Linked DNA regions of Homo sapiens: region 1 is linked to region 2. The links are chromatin loops, found by intact Hi-C in ENCODE. Cell type or tissue: natural killer cell. All regions are shown on one strand. Links, peaks and the distances in the headings refer to the core of each region. The heading gives the core; the rest is flanking DNA.

The links. A loop is a pair of places that touch in the nucleus more often than their neighbours do. Peaks named below come from ENCODE experiments on the same cell type or tissue, not always from the same donor. Only the 100,000 strongest peaks of a DNase experiment are listed, where the experiment ranks them.
Region 1: a loop joins it to region 2, with 2.1 times the contacts of the local background. A loop is called at or near these places in 11 of 110 quality-filtered maps.

What each region holds. Positions count from the first base shown.
Region 1 is chr1:65,001,447-65,019,198 of GRCh38, reverse strand. It overlaps LINC01359 (long intergenic non-protein coding RNA 1359), which reads left to right and starts at 16,723. Exons shown (of 7, transcript NR_119383.1): 1 at 16,723-16,870. It also overlaps a transcript of JAK1 not described here. RefSeq lists a silencer at 16,358-16,497 and an enhancer at 16,628-16,707. In natural killer cell, for the core only: no CTCF peak of the experiment used is centred there; a DNase peak (open chromatin) is centred at 9,818; H3K27ac peaks cover 295 bases.
Region 2 is chr1:64,881,801-64,884,300 of GRCh38, reverse strand. JAK1 (Janus kinase 1) reads left to right here. Exons shown (of 25, transcript NM_002227.4): 3 at 826-1,024. Among named protein-coding and RNA genes, the nearest start is that of JAK1, 83 kb to the left of the region's middle. RefSeq lists enhancers at 877-1,046, 1,367-1,546. In natural killer cell, for the core only: no CTCF peak of the experiment used is centred there; DNase peaks (open chromatin) are centred at 1,250 and 1,550; H3K27ac peaks cover 2,500 bases.

The DNA of each region.
Region 1 (17,752 bases), core at 8,527-11,026, 130 kb before region 2:
CTTGTATGTGTTTATGTAATATTAAAATACTTTGTTCCTTAAAAGATTGGTGGAAGTCATATGAAAGGCTTCTGGTCCTGGAATTTTCTTTGTGGATTTTCTGTAAACGATTCAACTTATTTAATGATCATAGGATTGTTCGAGATTTTTGTTTTTGTTTTTTGTATTATTTTTATTTTTATTTTTTTGAGACGGAATCTCACTCTGTCCCCCACGATGGAGGGCAGTGGCGCGATCTTGGCTCACTGCAAGCTCCGCCTCCTGGGTTCACCCCGTTCTCCTGCCTCAGCCTCCCGAGTAGCTGGGACTACAGGCGCCCGCCACCACGCCCGGCTAATTTTTTCGTATTTTTAGTAGAGACGGGGTTTCACCGTGTTAGCCAGGATGGTCTCGGTCTCCTGACCTCGTGATCTGCCCGCCTCGGCCTCCCAAAGTGCTGGGATTACAGGCGTGAGCCGCCGGGCCCGGCCTTTATTATTTTTTTCAAATGCTCTCTTAGCAGAATCATGTTCATGTTTTTAAAATATCTTTATAAGGTTTGTTGATTTTTCCCCGATGAAATTAGTCCATATAGTGTACTTTGTCAAATGGATTAGATTTAAGTCATTCATTATATCCTTTTATTATCTTTCCAGTGTGTACAACATCTGGAGTAATATCCCCTTTTTCACTCCTGATAGCGTGTGTGTGTGTGTGTGTGTGTGTGTGTGTTCTCTCTCTCTCTCTCTCTCTCTCTGTATGTATGTGTGTCTCTCATTAGTTTCACCAAATATTTTACACCTTTTTTAGTCTTCTCAAAGAATCAACTATTGGCTTTATTGTTCCTGTTACATAGTTTTTCTATTTTACACATTTTTGTTCTTATTTGTTATCTCTTTCCTACTTCTTTATTTCTGTTTATCTTGCAGCTTATTTCTAATATCCTGAGGCAGATGCTTGACTTACTTACTTTTAGCCTTTTTTCTTTTCTAATATAAAATGTAAGGCTATAAATCAGCTCTGTAAACACTTTTTAGCTATTACCCTATATGTTTTTGATATGAAGTAATTTTTAAGTCACTCACACATTTTAAAAAGGCACAGTTCACAGCCAGGTGCAGTGGCTCACACCTGTAATCCCAGCACTTTGGGAGGCTGAGGCGGGAGGATCACCCGAGATCAGGAGTTCGAGACCAGCGCCGGCCAACATGGTGAAACCCCATTTCTACTAAAAATACAAAAATTAGTTGGGCCTGGTGGCAGACACCTGTAATCCCAGCTACTTGGGAGGCTGAGGCAGGAGAATCACTTGAACCCAGGAGGTGGAGCTTGCAGTGAGATCCTGCCACTGAACTCCAGCCTGGGCGACAAGAGTGAGAATCTGTCAAAAAAAAAAAAAAGGCAGAGTTCACAATTAAAAATTTTTTCCACTATGATTTCTTCTTTGACCCATGAGTTATTTAAAAGCATGGTTTTAATTTTCCAAACATGGAGATGCTCTGTTTACCTTTTTATTATTGATTTATAGTTAGATCACTTTAGGTCAGAAAACATCCTCTGTATTAATCCTTTAATATCTGTTGAGGCTTGTTTTAATGACTATGTATGAGTCCATTTTTGAAATATTCTGTGTGGACTTCAGAATTTTTTTCTGCAGTTGTTGAATGAAATATAGATAATCTCTATTAGATCAGTTTTATTAATCATTATTGTTTGAATCCTCTAATGATTTATTTTTATTTTTATTTTTTTGAGACAGAGTCTCTCTCTGTTGCCCAGGCTGGAGTGCAGTGGCGCAATTTCAGCTCACTACAACCTCCGCCTCCTGGGTTCAAGCAATTCTCATACCTCAGCCTCCCGAGTAGCTGGGACTACAGGCTGTGCCACCATGCCCAGCTAATTTTTATATTTTTAGTAGAGACAGGGTTTCGCCATGTTGGCTAGGCTGGTCTCAAACTCCTGAGCTCAGGTGGTTCACCTGCCTCGGAGGCCTCCTAAAGTGCTGGGATTACAGGTATGAGCCACCAGTCCTGGCCTATTTAATGATTTTTCTTGTTCTATCAATTATCGGGAGATGTATTTTTTAATTTCCCATATAATTGTAGATTTGTCTATTTCTCCATATGGATCTTCTGATTTTTCTCTTATATAATTTGTGGCTGCACTACTAGGTACTTATAAATTCAAAATTTTTATATTTTCCTAGTAAGCTGAAATTGTATTGTTAAGTGATTATCTTTATTGTTGTAATTTTAAAATTCTGATAAAATGTATACAGTAAAATTTGCCATTTTAAGTTTTTATTTATTTACTTATTTTTTTGAGATGGAGTCTTGCTCTGTTGCCCAGGCTGGAGGGCAGTGGCGCGATCTCGGCTCACTGCAACCTCTGCCTCTCGGGTTCAAGCAATTCTCCTGCCTCAGCCTCCCAGGTAGCTGGGATTACAGGTGCCTGCCACCATGCACGGCTAATTTTTGTATTTTTAGTAGAGACAGGGTTTCACACTTTGGCCAGGCTGGTCTCTAACTCCTGACCTCAAGTGATCCACCCGCCTCAGCCTCCCAAAGTGTTGGGATTACAGGCGTGAGCCACTGCACCCAGCCTATTTATTTATTTTGAGACAGGGTCCTATTCTGTTGCCAGGCTGGAGTGCAGTGGTGCAGTCAACCTCCTAGGTTGAAGTGATCCTCCTACCTTAGCCTCCGGAGTAGTTGGGACTACAGGCGCATGCCATCATGCTCAGCTAATTTTTGTATTTTTTGTAGAGACAGGGTTTCACTATGTTGCCCAAGCTGGTCTCAAACTCTGGTGCTCAAGTGATCTGCCCTCCTAGGCCTCCCAACGTGCTAGGATTACAGGCATAAGCCACCATGCTCGGCCCATTTAAACCATTTTTAAGGGTACAATTTAGTGGCATTACTTAGGTCCACAATGTTATACAACTACCATCGCTATCTACTTCGAAAACTTTTTCATCACCCCAAACTGAAACTCAGTAACTAGTAAGTAAAAACTCCCCAGGTCCCTTCTCCCCAGCCCCTGACAAACTTGCGTCTAGTTTACATTTCTACGAATTTTCCTATTTGAGATATTTCATGTCAGTGTAGTTATACAATATTTGTCCTTTTGCATCTAGCTTATTTCACTTAGCATATGTCTTCAAGGTTTATCTACCATGGGGCATCTATCAGAACTTCACTCCTCTTTATGTCTGAATAATATTCCATTGTATGTATATACCACATTTCGTTCATACATCTGGTTGGTACATGGGTTGTTTCCACCTTTTGACCATTGTAAATAATGCTACAATGAACACTGGTATACAAGTACTTGTTTGAGTCCCCGCTTTCTATTCTTTGGGATATATATATAATACTTAGGAGTGGCATTACTGGGCCATATGGTAATGCTATTTTTAGCTTTTTGAGGAATTGCCAAATTGTTTTCAATAATGATTTTTGGCTTAAAGTCTATTTTGTGTACTATTAACATAAAAATGCCAATTCTTTTGGAGTTATATTTCCGTTTTAAAATTTCAACCTGTTTGAATATCTATAAGTTTTCTCCAGTCCGAGAAGCTTTGTCTTTTAACTGAAGTATTTAATCCATTTACATTTTATTCATTTTAATTAACTGATATTAGTTACTAATATTTTAAATCTATCACTTTACATTTTGCTTTCTCTTTGCTTCACTTTTATATACTTCTTTTTCTCTTCTTTTTTGTATTATTTTTATTCCTTTTTTTAACTCTGTTTATAGGCTATATTCTGTCTTTATTATTTTTTAGAGTTTAGCCTAACATGTTTATATGTATATATCACCTATTAAGTAAAAAGTTAGTCACTAATGTTTTTCTTGTGCTAAATACCACAAAAACTAAACACCAACCTCATTGACTCTCTTCTTAATTTGCATGCTTTTATTTTTGTGTATTTATTTACTTTTTCATCTCATATGACATTGTTAATGCTGTGTTATGCACAATTTTGCATTGTTTAGATTTATTCATATATTTACCACTCTCTTTACTCTTCATTCTTTCTTGTACCTCAGAGCATCCATCTAGGATCTCATTCTTTCTTCCAGAATGACACCCTTCTGAATTCCTTTGTACAAAGGTCTGGATAATAGCAAAGTCTCTGTGTTTCTACTTGTTTTTGGAAATGTACATATTAATACTATGCCCTCATTCTTGAAAGATTTTTTTTCACTAAGAATAGAATAATATGGGCCGGGCGCGGTGGCTCAAGCCTGTAATCCCAGCACTTTGGGAGGCCGAGGCGGGTGGATCACGAGGTCAGGAGATCGAGACCTTCCTGGCTAACACGGTGAAACCCTGTCTCTACTAAAAGTACAAAAAAATTAGCCGGGCGTGGTGGCGGGCGCCTGTAGTCCCAGCTATTCGGGAGGCTGAGGCGGGAGAATGGCGTGAACCCGGGAGGCAGAGCTTGCAGTGAGCCGAGGTCGCGCCACTGCACTCCAGCCTGGGCGACAGAGAGAGACTCCATATCCAAAAAAAAAAAAAAGAATAGAATAATAGATTATTTATTATTTTCTTTCAACCCATGGAGTGTGTTATTGTATTGTCATTTGGCTTCCATTGCAGCTACTGAGAAGTTAGTGGTCCATCTCACTGCCATTCCTTTGATAATGATCTCCACACTTTCCCTGACCTCAAATTTTTTCCTTTGATGTTCATTAGTTTTATTGTGATGAATTTGAGTGAGAATTTTTCTTTCTTTTTCTCCTTTCTTTCCTTTCCTTTCCCTCCCTCCCATTCTCTCTTTCTTTCTTTTCTTTCTACCTTCTTTCCTTTTCCTCCTTTTTTCCCTTTCCTTCCCTCCTTTGTTCTTTTTCTTCTTCTCCTTCTCTCCTGCCCACCTTTCTTCCTGGGATTTGTTTGGCCTCTTGAGTATGTGAATTAATTTCATTAATAGGTTCTGGAAAAGTTTAGGCCAGTATTTCTTCAAATACTGTTTCTGCCATATAATCTCTGGTCTTCTAGTGCTCTAATTAAATATATGTTAGACTTTCTCACTCTATCTTCTATGAATTTTAATTTCTCTTTCATATATTGTATTTCTTTAAATTTCTATGCTTCATTCTGTAAAATCTTGTGACCCAACCTTCTTGTTCTCTAATTCTCTTTTCAGTTGTATGTAATATGCTGTTAAGCTGTTGGTTTTTGTTTTGCTCTCAATCTCAGTAATGGTAAATTTTATTTCTAGAAGTTTAATTTTATTGTTCTTAAAAATTTGTTGGTCACTTTTTGTAGTTTCCAGTATCTTGAAGATATTTTCAAGCTCATCTTTTATTTCTTTAACAATAGTAGGCATAATTTTATAATCTGTGTCTGATAATTCCAGCATCTGAAATCTTTTTGACTCTGTTTCTACTCTTTCATTTCTTCTAGCTCTCATACGTGATGCTTATTATGTATGCTTAGTTGTTTTTTTTACCAGTACTGCTTGTTAACCTTGAAAACTTATTTGTGTAAATACATTGAGGCCCAGGATGAGGGTAACTTCTCAAAATGGATTTGTATTTGTTCCTTTGCTTCCTAGGGACGTCATCAATATGGCACCAAATTAAATGAAATTTGTGGCTTGAATTCTTTTGGACCACCCTGTGGTTATAACTTCAATAATGCCAGCAAGTGATTACAAATTTTCAGAGATGAAATTGTTTCCTCATTGTACTGGTCAGCAGCAGTCCCTTTAGGGTAGAAATTTGGGGAAAATGTAGCCTTTGAATTCCAATTCCATTGATGGATTTTCTTTTTTTGTTTCGGTTTTTGTTTTTTTTGTTTTTTTTTTTTTAGACAGAGTCTTGCTCTGTTGCCCAGGCTGGAGTGCAGTGGCATGATCTTGGCTCACCGCAACCTCCGCCTCCTGATTCATGTGATTCTCCTGCCTCAACCTCCTGAGTAGCTGGGATTACAGGTGCATGCCAGCACGCCCGGCTAATTTTTTATATTTTTAGTAGAGATGGGGATTCACCATGTTGGCCAGGCTGGTCTCAAACTCCTGACTTCAAGTGATCTGCCCACCTCAGCCTCCCAAAGTGCTGGGATTACAGGTGTGAGCCACTGCACCGGCCTTTTTTTTTTTTTTTTTTTGAGACGGAGTGTTGCTCTGTCACCCAGGCTGGAGTGCAGTGGCACGATCTTGGCTCACTGCAAGTTCCGCCTCCCAGGTTCACGCCATTCTCCTGCCTCAACCTCCAGAGTAGCTAGGACTACAGGTGCTCGCCACCACGCCCAGCTAAACCAGTTTTGTATTTTTAGTAGAGATGGGGTTTCACCGTGTTAGCCAGGATGGTCTTGATCTCCTGACCTCGTGATCCGCCTGCCTTGGCCTCCCCAAGTGCTGGGATTACAGGTGTGAGCCACCGTGCCTGGCCTTTTTTTTTTTTTTTGAGACAGGGTCTTACTGTGTCACTCAGGCTGGAGTACAGTGGTATGGTGCAAACATGGCTCAGTGCAGCCTTGAACCCCTGGGTTCAAGTGATTCTCCTGCCTCAGCCTCCCCAGTAGCTGGGGCCACAGGTGCACACCATCATGCCTAGCTAATTTGGTGAATTTTCTTTTGTACTTTCCTTCTTAGGAGATAGAGGCTCAAATTGGCTGTATTGGCAAATGTCCTCAGGGCAAAAGTGGCTTCAGTACTCAGTATACCTTAGATTTTGTCCTGCTAATTCCTTACTGTCTTATTAGTACTTTGATACTTCTAATCTTATTTCTAATAATTATTTTAATATTTGATACTCTATCTTCAATCTAACATTCTTAGTTTGTCAGTTTCCATAGTCAGGTGACTGAGGTGAGCTGTCCTAGGCTGGCTCCTGGACTGGTGTCCACTAAGGCCTCACGGGTGCTCTTTATGGTCTTCTGTTGGTATCTTTGCTTAGTAGCTGGGGTATTTCCTAGGATGGTCCTTTTTCTCTACTTGGTCAGGACCTCAGACCTCAGACCTCAGATGACTCAGGCCACCATAGTTCTCACCAGCATTATAGGCCTCTTTGAGTCTCTGCCACAGCTTCTGTTCAACAACTTCCTCTCCACTTTGCTGTGGGGTCACTTCAACCTCCCCATGACAGAGCTGTTGTCTCTCAGCTGAGCCAGGTTCTGTGTTTTCCATCAGAGATGCAGGAACATCTGAGTGCCTTTCACACCACACAGGAGCTAACAGGCGCCCAAACTGGGCCCTCTTTTCCTGACTACTCTATTTTGCTCTCTTTCCTCTTCTGGGCCTACCCAATTGTACTGCTGACTCACCTTAACTAGCGATTTCCTTCTGGAATCCCAAATGGGAAACAGAAGAGAAGCCCCTCAGGCCTTAGCCTTCAATCAGTCTGAAACACCTTCCTTCCCTGGGATTTACTCCTGGGATCAAGAGAACTTTTCATTACCTAGTTTTCCTAACTCCACTCCCCTTCTTCTCCCTGCCATCCACTAGAACAGGAAGAGGTTCAGACATTCTACTTCCTCAATGTCCTACCCTTGCTCCATCCTGGGACAGCAAGCTCAGTGGTCTAGTCATCACAGGTGAAAAAATATGTCTCCTTATACTATAAAATAAACTATGATCTAGTTTACCAGGTATAACCTTCGATATGTCAGTGGTAGTAAAAGGAATCTGGAAAATATATTTTCTCACCTTTTTTCTGGCTTTCTAAGTAACTATTTCAATGAAAAGTCCTATTTTGGATATCGGAAGCTGGTTTTTTGTTTTTTGTTGGTTGTTGTTTGTTTGTTTGTTTTTTGAGACAGGGTGTTGCTCTGCCACCCAGGCTGCTACAGCTTCGATCTTCCGGGCTCAAGTGATCCTCCTGCCTCAGCCTCCCAAGTAGCTGGGACTATTGGCATGCACTACCACACCCAGCTTATTTTTCCATTTTTTGTAGAGATGAAGTCTCATGATGTTGCTCAGGCTGGTCTCAAACTCCTGAGCTCAAGCAGTCCTCCCGCCTCGGCCTGCTAAAGTGCTGAGATTACAGGCATAAGCCACCGTGTCCAGCCAGAAGCTGATTTTTAACTCTTCCTTTTAAAATTTTTGCTTTGACAGTTCTAATCCCACCCTCCACACACTGCCCCCAGGCAAATGAATGCTTTTGGTCTACTAAAGAAAAGATCATATACATGAAAATGAAAAAGAAAAAAGCACATTAATATGTTTCATAAATATTCAAGTTGTGAATATAAACATATCTATTATTATTATTTTAGAGACAGGATCTGTCTCTGTTACCCAGGTTGGAGTGCAGTGGTGCAATTATAGCTCACTACAGCCACAAAGTGGCTGGATGGCCTTGAAGTGGGAGAATAGCTTCTTCCCACCTCAGCCTCCCAAGTAGCTAGGACTACAGGCATGCCACCACGGCTGGCTAGTTTATTTACTACTTTTTTTTAAGAGACAGGGTCTCACTATATTGCCCAGCTGGTCTCAAACTGCCAACCTCAAGCTTTGGCCTCCCAGAATGTTCGGATTACAGGTGTAAGCCACCATGCCTGGCCACCTATTTTTTTAAATAAAGAATATTTGTATTAGTTATCTATTGCCATGTAACAAATTGCCCCAATGTTTAGTGACTTCCAACAATGAACAGTTATTATTTTACAGTTTCTAAAGGTTATACATTTGGTAGGAGCTTAACTGGACGATACAGTCCAGAGGAAAGCTGGGCTGCAGTCATCAGAAGGCATGACTGAGGCCGGAGGATCAACTTCCAAGCTCACCCACGTGGCTATTAGCAGGAGGCTTTAGTTTCTTGCTGGCTGTTGGCTGGAGGCCTCAGTTTCTCAACACATAGGCCTCTCTGCATGATGTGGCAGCCGGTTTCCCTCAGAGCAAGTGTTCTGAGGGCAGGAGGATGGATGGAGGAAGGGGGAGAGAGAGAGAGAGAATGAGCGTGCGAGAGAGAGCGCAAGCATAAGAGAGAACAGGAAGCCACAGTGCCTTGTATGTCTTAGTCTCTGAAGTCACACAATGTCACTTTTGCTTTATTCTATCCATTAGAAGTGAGTCACTAAATCCAGTCCATACCCAAGGGGAGGGCAATTAGACTCTTCCTCTTAAAGGGAGTGCCAAAAAATTTGTGGACAATTTAAACCACCACAGCATTCAAAATTGCCCACTTCCTGTGTGCCAAAGTACAAAACTAGGATATATCAGCAACAAAATGGGGATTCCTTGCATGATGGAGTCGAAAGTCTAGTGGGTACATGAACATGAAAATAATCCATTGCAGTACACTAAGATAGAGCTCCTAGTTTTCTCTCATGTGACATGGGGGACAGTAGGTGCTTGAGGGCACAGGAGTCAATACAAAAATGCTTTTGCATAAGTGTAATTTAGCAAAGGGGATCAAGACCTGAGATGTAAGAGCCAGAATCCCAGCTCTGCCACTTACTGGCAATGTGACCATGGGCCAGTAACTCTTCCTCTCTGTACTTCAGTTTCCTCATCAGTAAGATGGGAGAATAACAGTATTTATCTGATAGGGTCTTTGTGAGAATTAAATGAGTTAGCATATGTAAAAGGCTAAACATGTGTCTGGATCATAGCAGGTGTTAGTTATTAATTGTAAACTGCAAGCCACTTCAGAAATGGCAGTATTATTATTCTAATTTTGAAACTAGGTACATGTCCTTTTCCCTGTCTTATTGAAAATGGAATTAACTTTCTTCCTAATTTAATTATTTTTCATTTCCAGTAAGTTTCCCGATGTAATTTAATTTTTAATGATACATTTGTACTTTTTTCTTTTTAAGCATGTAACATATGTCATAAAATGTAAATGTCACTCTTTACCTCCACCCCCACCTGCTCATCAATTCCACTTCCTTCCCCAGAGGAAACCACTTTAGCAGTTTCATGAATGTTTTTTTAGAAATGTTTCTGCCTATTTAAAAGCTATGCATTTTTGAAATATTTTAACATAAATGGAATCAAACTATGCATATCATTCTACTTGATTTTTTCTGTAATTAACAGATCTTTTCATCTTAGTGATTATAGCTTTACATCATTCCTTTTAATTTAATTTAATATTAAATTCTATAGGATGGCTATACCATAGATGCTTTAACCATTCTTCTGTCGGTGGACATTCCGGTTGTTTCTAACATTTTATTATAAACAACTGTGTAGTGAACATAAGCATTTAAATATATTTCCTAACCTTCAAAGACTTTGTGAATATATTTTCAATTAAGACTTGTTACAAGGGCCATGTGCAGTGGCTCACGCCTGAAATCCCAGCACTTCTAGAGGCCAAGACAGGTTTGCTTGAGCCCAGGAGTTTGAGACCGGCCTGGGCAACATAGGGAGACCCCTGTCTCTACAAAAAATTTAAAAATTAGCCAGGCATGTGGCATGCACCTGTAGCCCCAGCTACTTGAGAGGCTGAGTTGGGAGGATTACTTGAGCCCAGGCAGGTTGAGGCTGCAATGAGCTGTGATCATGCCACTGCACTCCAGCCAGGGCAACTGAGTGAGACCCTGTCATAAAAAAGAAGGAGAAGGAGAAAGAGAAGGAGAAGGGGAAGGGAAAGGGGAAGAGGAAGGCGAAGGGGAAGGGGAAGGGGAAGGGGAAGGGGAGCAGGACTTATTATATGAACCTGTACAGCTGTAAGGAAAAGTCAGTGGGGCATGCTGGCTCATGCCTGTAATTTCAAACTTTGGGAGGCCATAGTGGGAGGATCACTTGAGGCCAGGATTTTAAGACCACCCTGAGAAACACAGTGAGACTCTGTCTCTTAAAGAAAAAAAAAGAAGTTCATAGAAAATTTAAACCTTTTAGTTTGACATTCAGGAATTTCTCTAATGTGACCTCAAACTATTTCTCCAATTTAATCTCTTAGTACTTTTGCATAAATTCCATATGTATCAAGCTGCAAATTGCCCTACTCAATGTTACTAGGACACACCATACACATTTCTGCCTTCAGGCTTTTGCCCGGGCTTTTCTCCTTGCTTTCCTGCTCCCCTGGGCTTTTCTCTCCTACACTTCCGTACTGGGTGATCATTGGGTGGTCTGTCCATCCCATACGGGTGGCTTCCTGGATTTCTACCCTAATCCCAATTGGTTGGATCAGGGGTTGTCACCAAACTCAAGCTGTGCTAATCACAATCTAAATTCCCTGGGAACTTAGAAATAAGAAATAAGAGGCCAGGCATGGTGGCTTACACCTGTAATCCCAACACTTTGGGAGGCCAAGGCAGGCGGATCACCTGAGGTCAGGAGTTCGAGACCAGCCTGTACAACATGGTAAAACCTGTCTCTACTAAAAATACAAAAATTAGCTGAGTGTGGTGGTGTGCACCTGTAGCCCCACTTACTCAGGAGGCTGAGGCAGGAGAATCACTTGAACCCAGGAGGTGGAGGTTGCAGTGAGCCAAGATCATGCTGTTGCACTTCAGCCTGGACGACAGAGCAAAACGCTGTATCAGAAAGAAAAAAAAAAAACATACCTATAATCCCAGCACTTTAGGAGGCCGAGGTGGGCGGATCACCTGAGGTCAGGAGTTCGAGACTAGCCTGACCAACATGGAGAAACCCTGTCTCTACTAAAAATACAGAAAAATTAGCTGGGCGTGGTGGCATGCGCCTGTAGTCCCAGCTACTTGGGAGGCTGAGGCAAGAGAATTGCTTGAACATGGGAGGTGGAGGTTGCGGTGAGCTGAGATTGCACCATTGCACTCCAGCCTGGGCAACAAGAGCATGAAACTCCATCTCAAAAAACAAAACAAAACAAAACAAAAAACAACAAAGAAAGAAATAAGAGTAGGGGTCAGCCTCTCTCCAGGTGACCAGACTCGGGTCACCACAGGAGTGATGTGGTGGTTATCTGATCCATGGGATCCAGACACACAGCCAAAGTTGCCTGACAAAGAACAAGAATAAGACAGACCTACAGAGAGAAGACAAGAGACCAAGTCTGGATATTTCTCCAGTATGGCACCCGGATCTTCTTCCTTTCGGGAACCCACCTACAGGCCTGCCTTGGGTTCTGTCAGATACTGGGCTTCCTGAAGCTGTCTTTGTCCTATTTACATTCATAAAAGTGAGTCTGATTGTGTCTTCCTTTAAGCGCTTATCCAGTTACTTTTGATCTGTGAAGGCTTCCTTGACCACCCAAGCCCCAAGCTAAACTTGTTTGCTTGGCTATTAGGTCCACTCAGTTGGAACTTAAACTACTCATTTTCATCACTTTGTTTCAAAATCATGATTATCTGACATTACTGGGCAAACAGGAACTGTAGATAAGATAAGGATTAACATTTTTTTCCTTTTAAAAATGTTAATCATCTTAGATGGAACTTTTTAAGGCAGATGACAAAACTTACTTAGCTTATTAAATTGAGTGCATTACTATTTAATAATGTCTGGATGAATCAACGTAAATATTATGAAGATAAAATATTTTATATACAAGGCGTAATTCAGTGAATCTACAGGTTCAGCTAATATGGTAAGTACCTGCTACTGAAACAACAAAATAAGACCCCTGTTTGAGAAAGGGAAATATGAAATCAGATATATGAGTTCCCCTTTAAGAATGGAAACTGGGTTGGGTGTGGTGGTTTATACCTGTAATCCCAGTGCTTTGGGAGGCCAAGACAGGAGGATTATTTGAGGCCAGGTGTTCAACACAGCAAGACCCCATCTCTACAAAAAATAAACGAATTAGCCATGCATTGTGGCAAGCACCTGTAGTCCTACCTACTCAGGAGGCTGAGGCAGGACGATCCCTTGAACCCAGGAGCTCAAGGTTACAGTAAGCTATGAGAGTACCACTGCACTCCAGCCTGGGCAAAAGAGTAAGACCACATCTTTAAAAAATAAAAAAGAAGAAACAATAGAAGCCGTTTTAATTAAAGAAAAGCCATGAAGCAAATCACCTAGACCTAAAGATATTTTCAAATTCAGATACTGTCTGGTAAAATATTTCAGTCTGTGTGGATGGGAAAGCTAAGTTTATGACATAGTGAACTATTCAAAAAACCTTAAGAGATTCATCAATTAGTTTACCAAATACAATTTGAGTTTACCAAACTCAACTCTCCATTATAAGGAACAGATACTTCTATATTATTTCTTCACACTTATGTGAAGAGATAAAATCTCTCTTGCTTAGAAAGCCCATATTTATTGTTTACTTCTATATTAGTGTAGACATCAAGGTTAGTGAAACATTTAATTGTGAGATGTCCTAAAATGGGTGTGACTGGTGTCTGAGCATGAGAGTTCACAAATTATATTTATCTTAATTATTATGACTTTTAAAATTTTAATATCTGGAATGGCAACTTATTCTTCTGCAAGATCATCTTATTATAACTTATTCTTCTGCAAGACCATCTTGGCTAATTTTGGCCCTTTGCACTTCCATATACATTTTATAATTAAGTTGTCAAGTTCCATCAAAAAGTCTGCTGGGATTTTAATTGGAATTGCAATCAAATCTATAGGTCAATTGGAGATAACTCACATATTTTTAAAGAATTAATTGATTTTCCCTCTTATTTCTAGTTGACATAGTACATATTTATTGGATACAATGATATTTCAGTACATGTGTACAATGTGCAATGATCAAATCTGGGTAATTAGCATATCCATCACCTTGAAAGTATATCATTTATTTGTGTTGTGAACATTCAAAATTCTCTCTTCTAGCTTCTTGGAAAAAAATACATTAAATTATTGTTACCCGTATGCACCCTATAGTGCTATAGAACACTAGAACTTATTCCTTTCATCCAGCTGTAAATTTGTATTTGTTATGTAACCTCTCATCATCTTCCCCTCCCACTACCCTTCCCAGCCTCTAATAACCACAGAAAATTCACTTTTTTTTTTTTTTGAGATGGCGTTTTGCTCTTGTTGCCCAAGCTAGAGAGCAATGGCGTGATCTCGGCTTACTGCAACCTCCACCTCCTGGGTTCAAGTGATTCTTCTGCCTCAGCCTCCCCAGTAGCTGGGATTACAGGTGCGTGCCACCATGCCCTGCTAATTTTTGTATTTTTAGTAGAGATGGGGCTTCATCATGTTGGCCAGGCTGGTCTTACAGTTTTCGTTTGATAAAATGCTTTTTGTTTGTTTGTTTGTTTCTTGAGTTCAGATTCAGTAGCCTGGTATAATGACAAACTAGAAATCACAGTATGGGAAAAATATAGGAGATGATGCTTTGATTTCAGGAATATTGTGGATTATCAAACTAAAATTAGCAGATTCTATTTAGCCTCTTAGAATTTCAAAAATTTTTAGACATTAGTATACATCCCCACCTTCACGATATCAGAAATAAAGGGTAGTGAAGATAGCAGAGTGAAATATGAGAATTGTCTCCATTTCAGAAGGTATTTGGCTGAAATGAGACATTTCACAATTTGGTCTTCTGGTCTGCTCATCACTGGAAGTCCCAGCTTCTTCCTGGATAAGAAGTTGTACTTGGATTATATTATTATAACCACATTGTAATTATTATTGTGGAAACACCACAGACAACACGTAAAAGAATTTTTAGTCATAATCCCTACTTATAGTCTTGATTCCTTTGATCTTCACATCTACTTGTTTTGCAATTTTGGTTCCTAAATCAGACATTTGGTATAGTTGGTCAGCCTAGAAACGTCAAAGACAAAAGCTGTCTAGCTATTTGCAAGATTGTCATTGAAGTCCCTTGTGTTTGCACAGATTGCATCTGTCTATTCTGAAAGATGAGCAACAAATCCAGTCAAAGCCTGAGTGAAATAACTGACAATCTTAGATCAACCCTGATGGTCACTCACGAGTCCAGCAGTTTCTATGCAGAGCACCAAACACCTTACTTACAAAAGTAAGGTTAGTGGGAGCTTGGTATTTTCCATATCATCTTGGAGAAGCACTGTTTTGCTTATTCTGTTTTTCCTCCTCCTCCTCTTCCTCCTTTTCTTCACATATTTTGTGTGAATAAGAAAGTACTATTGGCTAGGCAGGTTGGCTTATTCCTGTAATCCCAGCACTTTGGGAGGCTGAGGCGGGTGGATCACCTGAGGTCAGGAATTTGAAACCAGCCTGGCCAACATGGTGAAACCCCGTCTCTACTAAAATACAAAAATTAGCCAGGCATGGTGGTGCACACTTGTAATCCCAGCTACTCGGGAGGCTGAGGCAGGAGAGTCAGTTGATCCCAGGAGGCAGAGGTTGCCATGAGCTGAGATCGCGCCGCTGCACTCCAGCCTGGGCGACAGAGCGAGAATACGTCTCAAAAAACAAAACAAAACAAAAAAGTGTTATTTATAGGAATAAGAACTAAAATGCCTTGTTAATATATTGTTTTGGCATTGCCAAATTTAGCCTATTTGAGTGCATGGATTGCATTTGGGGATTGCTGTTTTCTTTTTTGTTTTGTATGTTTGCTTTAGATGCGTAGACAGAGGGAGTGGAGTAAGGCTTTACAGAGATTACTACAGAAGGCATTTTTTTTTTTCATAAAGAGGGGAAAACGCACCCATCTCATAACAAGAATTTGGAGTCAAAACGAGACAGATTCCATTCCTGCCTTCCACATTAATTAGCTAGGTGACTTTGGGCAAATCACTTAACCTCTAGGTTTTCTCATCAGCAGAATGAAAGCGTTGGCCTATAGACACCCATTTAAATCCCTCCTCCAAATACTCATTCGTTCGATATTTTCTCAGTGTCTACTAAGCACAATCATTGTTAATAAACACTATGATTCTTGGAGAGCTCCAAATCGTGTCTCTGCTTTTAAGCATCATTCCCCTTCCTCCTTTAAAACCAGCGCCTGACTTCTCCCCCAAACAAATCGAAACACTTTTACCGTCTGAAAATGTACATGGGAAAAGAAACGCGTTTCATTGCAGTCACCCGGCGCCAACCTAGACCTGGCGGGCCAGCGAGCTCGTGAGATTTTCTTTCTTTCTAAAGGACAATCTCCACATTTTAAAGGGCAACCCAGTTACCCGAAGAAATACAACTTAAAGGGCGCCTGGAGCCAGGCCGGGACACCCACCCACGCTTTTCTAGGCTGAGGAAACCTGGGAAACTTTTGGGCTCCCGCCGAGTCACGCGGCTGTTCCACGGTAAGAATTGTGCAATGGGGCGAGTCAGGCGGGCGTCCTAGTAGGGAAGAAGCGGGGGAGGCTGCTGCGGTGCCAATGCTTTTCTTAAAAAAAAAAAAAAAAAAAAAGCTAGGTTGTCTCACGCCGTGCGAGGCGCGACGGCGCGGCCGGACAGCCCGGTTCCCGCTGGCCCCAAGCCCGGGCCAAGAAAGCATCGCTTCCCCGCCGGGACCTGGAAGGAGCAGCGCGTGCGTGCGTCCCCTCCCGGGGGCAGAGACTGCCCGCCCGCCACAGCGCTTTCCTGGGACTCTGCGAGGGGCCGGGGTGCGAGCGGGAACTGCGGCAGGCGCAGACTGGCCACATCGATCGTGGCGGGGAAGTCCGGGCTCGCGCTTTCGGTAAGAGCGCCCGGGCTTCCAACTGCGCGGTGCCCCCGCCTCCGCCGCCGCCGGCCAGGCTCGCACTTTCGGATGGTGACGCATCCAGCTGGCTCCGCGGAAGCCTGCGCTGAAACCTGGAGCCCTCCGGGGTGGCCTACTCCTCAGCGCTGCGTTACTGAGCGCTCCCTGGGTGCAGGCTTGGTGATCCAAGTTTGGTCACAGTCATCACTTATGTCACTATCCTTGTGATGTACATACTATAATTAGCGTCACTTAGAAGTGAGGAAACAGGCTCCAAAAGCTTGTTACTTGCTTGTAGTCAAACAGAAGGCAGAGCTGCGAATCAAATCCAGGTTTGTCTCGACATGCCACTAGCTCATACTTCCCTTGGATCAGCCACTAAATGGCTTTCACTCCAGTGAGCAGCGACCAGGTAACACATAGGACGGGTGCGTGGCGGTACCGAGCCCACTGCCCAGGGGCAGCGGGGGCGCTTGCTTCTGGCTGGGGCTCACTCATTTGCCCAAATGGGCTGTAAAATATATACATACACACCCATATATGTGCATATATACACATACGTATATACACACAAACATACGTATATACGTGTGTGTGTTTGTGTATACATACATATTGGACAGCATACCGCAGACTCTGAGCCTCAGTTTTCAATCTTGTATTGGGATCAGGGCACCTATTGTAAGGAGTAGTTGGAAGATGAAATAAGATAGTTTTAACATAGATGCCAGCATCTCGGGGACGCCTGATATATGCCATTTTGCTCTTTTTGCAGCACTCCTGGGGACATCAGGGCACTCACGCTCCTTAACACTGGACAGGAGACCTGCGCAGTCATTCTAGGTCAACACCCTCTCTGACAGACTAGGAATTTAATCCACTCAACGGGAAAATCACTTACCTGCATCACCATCTAGTTACTGACAGACACCAAGCTAGGGTTCCTGCTACCCCTCAAACACACATACCACACACTCACACTCAAACACTTGCTGCCCCTCAAACACACATACCACACGCACACACACTTGCTGCCTTTCAGGCACACATACCCCCCCCCCCACACACACACTTTCTACCTCTCAAACACACATACAACACACACATTTGCTGCCTCTCAAACACACATATCACGCACACAAACACACTTGCTACCTCTTAGACATACAACACACACACTACCACACACACACGCACACATGCACCCCCTCTTTTCCTCCTGGAAGATTCAGACCAGCTCTGGGGCCTGAACGTGACTTCCTCCGAGCGTTGGCAGTGGCGTGGGTGGGGACCT
Region 2 (2,500 bases), core at 1-2,500:
CATTTCTTTCCTCCTTTCTGGCCTTGCCCAAGGCTAAGTTGCTGAGGTTGGTTCTTTGGCCCTAGGTGCTCTCCCTTTGGAGGGTGCTTATGTGAATTACTTACTTACGCACTTTTCACCAGGGTTTTCTAACTGTTCCAAAGTAAGGCCTCCTCCTGCCCTCCTGGTGCTGCGTCAAAGTCCTGCCGCTCCTCCTGGGGTGGTAGGAACCAGGCTCCATTCATTAATTGTTATGGCCCTTCCATGTGACTTATGAACATGAATTGGTCATCATTTTGTGTGCAGTGTCTCAGGTGGGGATGTGAAGAGAGATAAGATACGGTTCATGCCCTCACCATGCTTGCTTTTTAGTGGGAGATGGACATGAAATTAAAATGCTGATTCTTGCCATAAGTCTGTTCAAAGCTTATGTGATTCCAGTAGAAACAGCAGCAGAATTTGTAACTAATAATCAGTCCTTTAACATTGTTGGTTCCAGAATGGGCTACATTTTTCAATTACAACTTGGGTGCAAATGGAGAAAATAAATTCAGGCCATGTCTAAAATTATTCTGATTTTTGAAAATATGGTCTGACCATATTTTCAAAAATACATAATTAATAAATTACAATTCATTAATTAGTATGCATAATTATTTTCCATGGTTTCATCTCTTATGAGATCTGACATGTTTGGTTTCCAGGAAGGGAAGGGGCAGGGGAGAGGTACGTATCCAATACCAACACCAAATGTTTCTGCTTTTTTACCTTCAGAACACTCCCTTTTGCCATAAGAACTTTTAGCACATAGAGTGACCACATAGTCTTGTTTTCCTTCCACAACAGTATCTAAATATAAAAGAGGACTGCAATGCCATGGCTTTCTGTGCTAAAATGAGGAGCTCCAAGAAGACTGAGGTGAACCTGGAGGCCCCTGAGCCAGGGGTGGAAGTGATCTTCTATCTGTCGGACAGGGAGCCCCTCCGGCTGGGCAGTGGAGAGTACACAGCAGAGGAACTGTGCATCAGGGCTGCACAGGCATGCCGTGAGTACTGGCAGCTGCCCAGGGCTGGGGGTTTCACCAACACACTAGTTCAGAAGATCTGGGGGTCTCTGCCCCTTGTAGCGCTGCTGGGCAGAAAGAGTTGTGGACTCTGGAGTCAGGTTCCTCCCTGCCTCTGCCACTGCCACTTGCACGTGACCTTAGGCCAGTGATTCTAATTCTGAGGGTTTCGCTTTTCACTTTCTTCATCTGCAGAGTGGCTTCTTTCTGCTCCGTCACTAATGAACTATAAGATACCAGGGGATGACGCTTGACTTCTGTGGATCCAGGCTCAGTTCTCATTTCCCCACATCTGTACAATTGGAATAATATCAGCACTAGATGAGGTGCTACGTAAAACACCTGGGACTAAGTCCCTGCTCAGCAAGTAGCGTATCTCAATATCTTAATAATTATTCGAAACTTCTCCTAAAAAGTTTGACCCCTCCTTCTGCTGCCGTGACTGCCCTCCCATGCGTGGTGCTGAGTTGAAGTGAGAAGCTGAGTGTTGCTTTGTGGCTTAGTCAAGTTCCCAAGTTGTGAAAAGGACGAGGCTCTCAACAACACAAGCTTTTTTTTCTCCTTTCAAGTGAGAGTTGTCTTAAAGTTAGCCTGTTGCCCTCAGAAGGTGGGAAACCAAAGTCCCTTTCATCCTTTGAACTTGAGGACATTGGCAGTTTTTGCTTGCCTGATTTTAAATGACAAGTTAAATCATAGAAATTAAGTTAAATCACAGATCTAATCCACTTGGATTGTGATGATGGTTGTACAACTGAGTAAATACACTAGAATCTGTTGAATTGTACACTTAAAAATTGGTGAATTTTATAATATGTAAATTATATCTCAAAGCTGTTTTAAAAAGGTTCTATCAACTCGTTTTATGATGATGAAGTAGCCATTTATGATGCCGTACAGCCTGATCCCTACTTTACTTATCCCACCTTTAACCCTCAGAACAACTCTGAGGGGATAGGTTGGTTATTTTAAGAATTGCTTATCTTGTTAGTAGTACAGCTTGTTTAGAAAACCTACCTTCTTTCTGATATTTGTCTTTCTGCCTAAAATCTTCACACACCAGAGTTTCAGGAAAAGGGGAGAGGCTTATGGTATGGGGAAGAGCGTAGTAGGCTCTTACTGACTAAACCTGACACAGAATAAAATGGGCTGAGGTGTATAGATTATTAGTGGGAAAAATCCAGTAATATTGTCAAGTTATTTTGACTAGGCCGCAATGTGTACAAATAACCATCTTTAGACAGCAGCTTTAAGTGTGTTTGTAATTATCAGAACACCTAGATGTAAATCAGTGGTTCTAAAGTTTTTTTTAAGGCTTTGTTTTTTTGTTTTCTCCCTTTCCCCTTGAGATTTGGTTTATATTGTTTATTCTCTTCGCCAAGCTTCTTGCCATCAGCACAGCAGGTATAAACCTCACTCAGTTTGTAAGCAAAGGTCATTGTTGCAGAGTCATTGGGCTGC